2 separate regions of the Homo sapiens genome follow, and region 2 is linked to region 1. Evidence: read pairs that join two places in POLR2A ChIA-PET (ENCODE). Cell type or tissue: B cell. All regions are shown on one strand. Each heading gives the region's core, and the rest is flanking DNA. Links, peaks and the distances in the headings are about the cores only.

The links. Peaks named below come from ENCODE experiments on the same cell type or tissue, not always from the same donor. Only the 100,000 strongest peaks of a DNase experiment are listed, where the experiment ranks them.
Region 2: POLR2A ChIA-PET joins it to region 1 with 11 read pairs; 2 of 35 experiments call an interaction of 5 or more read pairs at or near these places.

The regions. Positions count from the first base shown.
Region 1 is chr6:144,443,832-144,446,760 of GRCh38, forward strand. It overlaps UTRN (utrophin), which reads left to right. Exons shown (of 75, transcript NM_007124.3): 14 at 450-551. Among named protein-coding and RNA genes, the nearest start is that of SNORA98, 40 kb to the left of the region's middle. In B cell, for the core only: no CTCF peak of the experiment used is centred there; no DNase peak of the experiment used is centred there.
Region 2 is chr6:144,179,424-144,182,352 of GRCh38, forward strand. The region is part of intron 1 of STX11 (syntaxin 11); the gene reads left to right. Among named protein-coding and RNA genes, the nearest start is that of STX11, 30 kb to the left of the region's middle. In B cell, for the core only: no CTCF peak of the experiment used is centred there; a DNase peak (open chromatin) is centred at 1,218; H3K4me3 peaks cover 673 bases.

The DNA of each region.
Region 1 (2,929 bases), core at 122-2,621:
ACCACAGATGAAAATTTTCTTGGCATGTAAAAGAGAGTTAAGGAATATAACAGACATGCTGGTTTTTTTAGCTAAAAATTTGAAAAATTTGAAGCACAAAAAGTAGATATGTTTGTTTTATTTTTTAATAATATGTAAAAATGTCATATTCTCATAAAAACCACAATGAAATAGAAAGAGCAGGTTTGGAGTCAAAGATTCAGAGGATACAGTTCTATTATGTTAGTTTCTAGCTATGTGAAATCATTTGTTCAATTCTATGGAAATTAGTTTTTCTGATTCATACATTTCTAGGCCTAGTCTGTTATTTTAAAGCAATTTTTATAAAAATACTTTTTATAAGTTGTTATTCTATAATAAAGAACAATGGAAATCATGAATTTCTTCAAGGATTGTGATAACTCTCTCTTAAGGCTGTGTTGACAAAGGATGGTTTCTCCTTTTTCTAGAAACTTGGTGAGCGCTGGACAGCAGTATGCCGTTGGACTGAAGAACGCTGGAATAGGTTACAAGAAATCAATATATTGTGGCAGGAATTATTGGAAGAACAGGTATGAAACTGTTTTCCATAAGGGGCAAAATAAATGGTGAAAAGTAACCCATCTTTTATTGTGACTTTAGAATAAAGTTGCCTTGTTTACTTTTCTTTGAAAGGAAAATATATAAATAATTATTTTAAAGATCAAATTTCTATCCAGTTTATAACTGATCATGAAGCTTATTCACAGAGATTGTGTCATTTGGCTCCATTAATTTGACCTGTTTTCATTACTTGGAATGTTAGTACTTAGAAGATATGCTATTTTCATGATTTGTTTGACATCATAGTTATTAGTGGATTTGTGTTGGGTGATGTATTTGAATTTGTATCAACACAATGCCTAGCATATAATTTGTGCTCAGTAAATAATGAGTAATGAATCCACTCAACACACTGTGAACTTTAATTCCCTAGATTTTTTCTTGATTTTTAACAAGTATTGAAATTAATGAGAAAATATTATTTAGTCACACCTTTGATTTAACACTGGATTAATTGCATATTTTTTCCACTAAGTGTTATCACAGCAAATGAATCTGTTGTACAAAGCTGCCACCTTAATTTTTCAATAGGACTGGTGGCTCTTTGCCTGTTCTCTGTCTTTCCAGAAAAGCAACCATTGAAACAAAATACAAATAAACAAAACTTTTCTCCCCAAATGCCAAACAGTTGTGGTTTAAAAAATAAGTAGATACTGGCCGGGCAGGGTGGCTCACGCCTGTAATCCCAGCACTTTGGGAGGCTGAGGCAGGTGGATCACTTGAAGTCAGGAGTTCAAGACTAGCCCGGCCAACATAGTGAAACCCCGTCTCCACTAAAAATATAAAAATAAGCCAGGTGTGGCGGTGGGTGCCTGTAATCCCAGCTACTCAGGAGGCTGAGGCAGGAGAATTGCTGGAACCCAGGAGGCAGAGGTTGCAGTGAGCCGAGACTGTGCCACTGCACTCCAGCCTGGGAGACAAGAGCGAGACTCCCTCTCAAAAAAAAAAAAAAAAAAGCAAATACTCTATTCCCACATCTCTCAGTGTCCATTTTGATTCTTTTAAATGCATTTCATTTCCATCTATAAGAAGCAACTATATTCTCTTCAGGGGAAAAAACTCAAGTGTGTGATGTTTTGTGGCTTACTAAATATGGTGGCAGATAGTTGCAGAATTTGTCCAAATATAAATTGTTAATGACTACTTCCCCCCCCGCCCTCAATCTGTGGTCAGATTTTTCTTATTAGGAATCACAAAAGGGACCTGATTCTGATTTATGAAATGTTTACATTTCATGTTACAAATATTTACATTTCACTTTATAAATATTTATGTTTATTGTGAACCTTGTATTTAGGCCAAAAAGTCTCAGAATAGTTAAAATTTTACTTCAATAATGACAGTAGAAAGGCTGGGCGCGGTGGATCACGCTTGTAATCCCAGCACTTTGGGAGGCCGAGGCGGGCAGATCACTTGAGGTCAGACCAACATGTTGAAACCTGTCTCTACTAAAAATGCAAAAAATTAGCCAGGCCTGCAGTGGGCACCTGTAATCCCAGCCACTCAGGAGGCTATGGAGGCAGGAGAATTGCTTGAACCCAGGAAGCAGAGGTTGCAGTGATCCGAGATGGCACCACTGCACTCCAGTCTGGGTGACAGAGTGAGACTCTGTCTCAAAAAATAAAAATAATAGTAATAGTAATAATTGCAGTAGAAGACATCGATTGCTAGAGAAAACCATTGTGTTACTCTTCTATCCAGTAAAGTAATTGCAAATTTGGAAATAATTTTAATTTGATGATAAAAAACAGTTTAAAAATAGAGTGCTAGTATTTCAGTCACTTGTACCACTTTAGGTTTTAAACTGACCTTTCATCGTGTTCTATAATGATCTGACATTTTAACTATACCTTTTGTGTGTGTGTGTGTACTGTCTACATGTTCTGTCTGATGGCATCATTATTTATGTGCATATCTTACCAGCCTCACTAGACTGAGGACAGTATCCATTGGGGGGTGAAATATAGAGGCAAGGAATAGTTGTTAAATATTTAATTCATAAATAAAATTGCTGAGAAAGAATTGATTCCGTTGCAAATACAGAACCAAGTTGTTTTCCTCCCTACTAAATAGAAAAGGGTTTCCACCCTAAATGCTACATTTTGGGAGAAATTATCACAATGTAGCTACGGTTGTTTTCCATCCCTTCTTCAGGATTATCTCTCTACATGACTGAATATCCTCTGCTTAGAAAACACACATTGTTGTCCAATGAAGTTGAAAAATCTTTATATGGGCTTTGGGTGCTCTTCAGACTCCCTCCTTTAATCATAATTGCTGTTGAACCTTGAATGCTAGTGTGGATTTCCTACATGATGCCATGGAAAACACTGGTTTTGGGGTGTGG
Region 2 (2,929 bases), core at 264-2,763, 260 kb before region 1:
ACCTGTTGGGGAAAGTCCATTTGTTGTTCTTTAAGGGCTGTGTTACTATGGGGTATGCTAGAAAGGAACTGCTAAATTACAGTGACACTCTACCTGTGGAATTTCTAGGTGCCTCTGGTAGCGGGGATGTGTGGGCAGGAGGGACTGGATGAGGTGGTTGAGAAAGGGGTACACAGGGTGACCCCATGGGGCTGTGCAGGTTGTGATCTCACCACAGATGAGAGAGACTGGCAATCCAACCATGCTCAGCTCACCAGGATGCATGCCCTTGGGCAGGGCTTTATCCACCCAGAGAAAGGGCCCTTTCCTAGCTTTCACAAAGATACTATATAAGCCCAACACAAAACCTCATTAAGGCACCCTATAGACCAATAGTGGACCTTCTGATTTGTAATAATCACTTTAATCATATGTTTACAATTGGTATAAAATTAGGACATAGGAGGTATGTCATAGAATCTGAAAATCAGAACTTGGGTACTGTGCGTAAGTCCTGTATGGAGTGTATATCTTGGGGACAGGGTCTGTTTTGCTTCTGAAATAGCCGAATTCCATTTGCAAAGACTCTCTTTTTCTTTCTCTTTCTCTTTCTGTGTGTGTGTGTATCTACAAGCTGATCTCCATAATAAGCTTCACAAGGTTTGCTGTGTGCCTTGAGCTGCTCTGTATTGCATATTCCCATGTCTGAAAATTTCTCACTACTTGTAAAAATACTTTAACATCTTGCTGTGAAACAGGAAAAGGTTTTGTTTCCTGGTTTTGGCAAAATTTGCTTAATGCATATATTAGTCTTTTGGGGCTGCCTAATAAAGCTTCTCCTTTATTATCAGAGAGATACTATGTATGTCACTTTAAATAATTCCCTTAGAGGCATGTTGGGAACAATGACTTTCACAATTGTTCTTTGTAGCATCCAGTGTCTTGGTTATTTATGTGTGATATGGTTTGGCTGTGTCCCCACCAAATCTCAACTTGAATTGTATCTCCCAGAATTCCCATGTGTTGTGGGAGGGACCCAGGGGAAGGTAATTGAATCCTGGGGATTGGTCTTCCCTGTGCTATTCTCGTGATAGTGAATAAGTCTCATGAGATCTGATGGGTTTATCAGGGGTTTCTGCTTTTGCTCCTTCCTCATTTTCTCTTGCCACCACAATGTAAGAAGTGCCTTTCACCTCCCACTATGACTCTGGGGCCTCCCCAGCCATGTGGTACTATAAGTCCAATTAAACCTCTTTTCTTCCCAGTCTTGGGTATGTCTTTATCAGCAGTGTGAAAATGGACTAATACAATGTGATTGTCACCTCCACTCTTTGGTCTGCTGAGGTAGGTGGAAACCTGCTTTCTGAATTGTTCCTTCCTGATATGACAGAAAATTTTAAGATTCTATGTGCCAAATATAGTAGGCTATTCAAAGCAGGATCTAGGTCTCAATGGCTAGAATATTTAACTAATAGAATATCACCATCCTTCCTTGTTCCCTGTGAATGCTATCAGAGTATTTATTCATGTACCTGAGGGTGCCTCATCATAGTAAGCTCAGTCTTCAATTTTATTCATACTCCCATGCCTGCAACAATTATAATTTTCCATCATAAAATGAAGGGATCAGAATAAACTATTTCAAACATTCTTGATTCCTTTTCCTTTTGAGCTTCAGAGATTGTTTTTATGAAAGTGAGTTTTCAGCTGACTTTCTTATTTAGCCTCCATACCAGGGAGCCAGAAGGCAGTGCTTATGAAAGCCACCATCTTTCCAGTGGGGGAGAGAGGCCAGTAGCTACCCCTTTTCCTTCTCTATCAGGTTTTTGCTCATCGAGATTGCCCCCAAGCTAGGAATTATTATAAGTTCTCCAGAATTGCATGATAATTATGAATAAAAAGCTGACATGGGCCAGGTGCAGTGGCTCATGCCTGTAATCCCAGAACTTTGGGAGGCTGAGGCAGGTGGATCACCTGAGATCAAGAGTTTGAGACCAGCTTGGCCAACATGGTGAAACCCCATCTCTACTAAAAATACAAAACTTAGCTGGGCGTGGTGGTGCATGCCTGTAATTCAAGCTACATGGGAGGCTGAGGCAGGAGAATCACTTGAACCCGGGAGGCAGAGGTTACAGTGAGCCGAGATAGTACCACTGCACTCCAGCCTGGGCAACAGAGCAAGACCACCTCAAAAAAAAAAAAAAAAAAAAAAAAAGCTGACATGGTAGGTATCTATGGAATGGGTCACAAATTTGAGTATGCATTATAATCACCTGGAGATCATCCTAGGCCTACCGAATCAGAAACTCTAGGTGCCCAGGCATCTGTAATCTTTGAAGCTCTCCAGAAGATTCTGTCACCTCTTGCAGACCGAGGACCACTGAGCTACCATCATCTCTTTGTTCCTTTGTTTTCTCTTACACAAAACTTTATTGCTCAATGAAAAAAGGCTTAAGCAATACCCCCTTCCTTCCTTATTGGATCTGGTTTTCAGTACAGATTATATGCATGCCTGAAAAGAAAATTAGAAAGCAGAAGCAGATTTTTGGTAGTTGGTTGTCAATTTTCTTTTGAATTCTTCACCTCCATGCAAATTGAAGCAGGACTTATTTTTAGCAACTTGATGAATGCAATTTACCAAAGTTTATTACATTATCTTTTATTACAATAAGACAGGAAGGTCAGTGGAATTGTCTGATTTTTCTTTCTCATTTACCATAGTTCTCTTTCTAGGAACTCATAGTACAGAATCAAGCTATGGGATATATAGGTTATTTTGATTCTCTATTTGTGCCCACTTCTATATTTTTGTATAACTTCAGTAGTGTATACACTTTTAACCTTTTTGGAGACATTCTTAGGAATAGCAGTCTCTTCGTTGACTTTCTGTTGTAGTTTTCCTAATGTTTGCTCCCTGGTGACCAGGAGACCTTCTATGTCAGTGGAGACA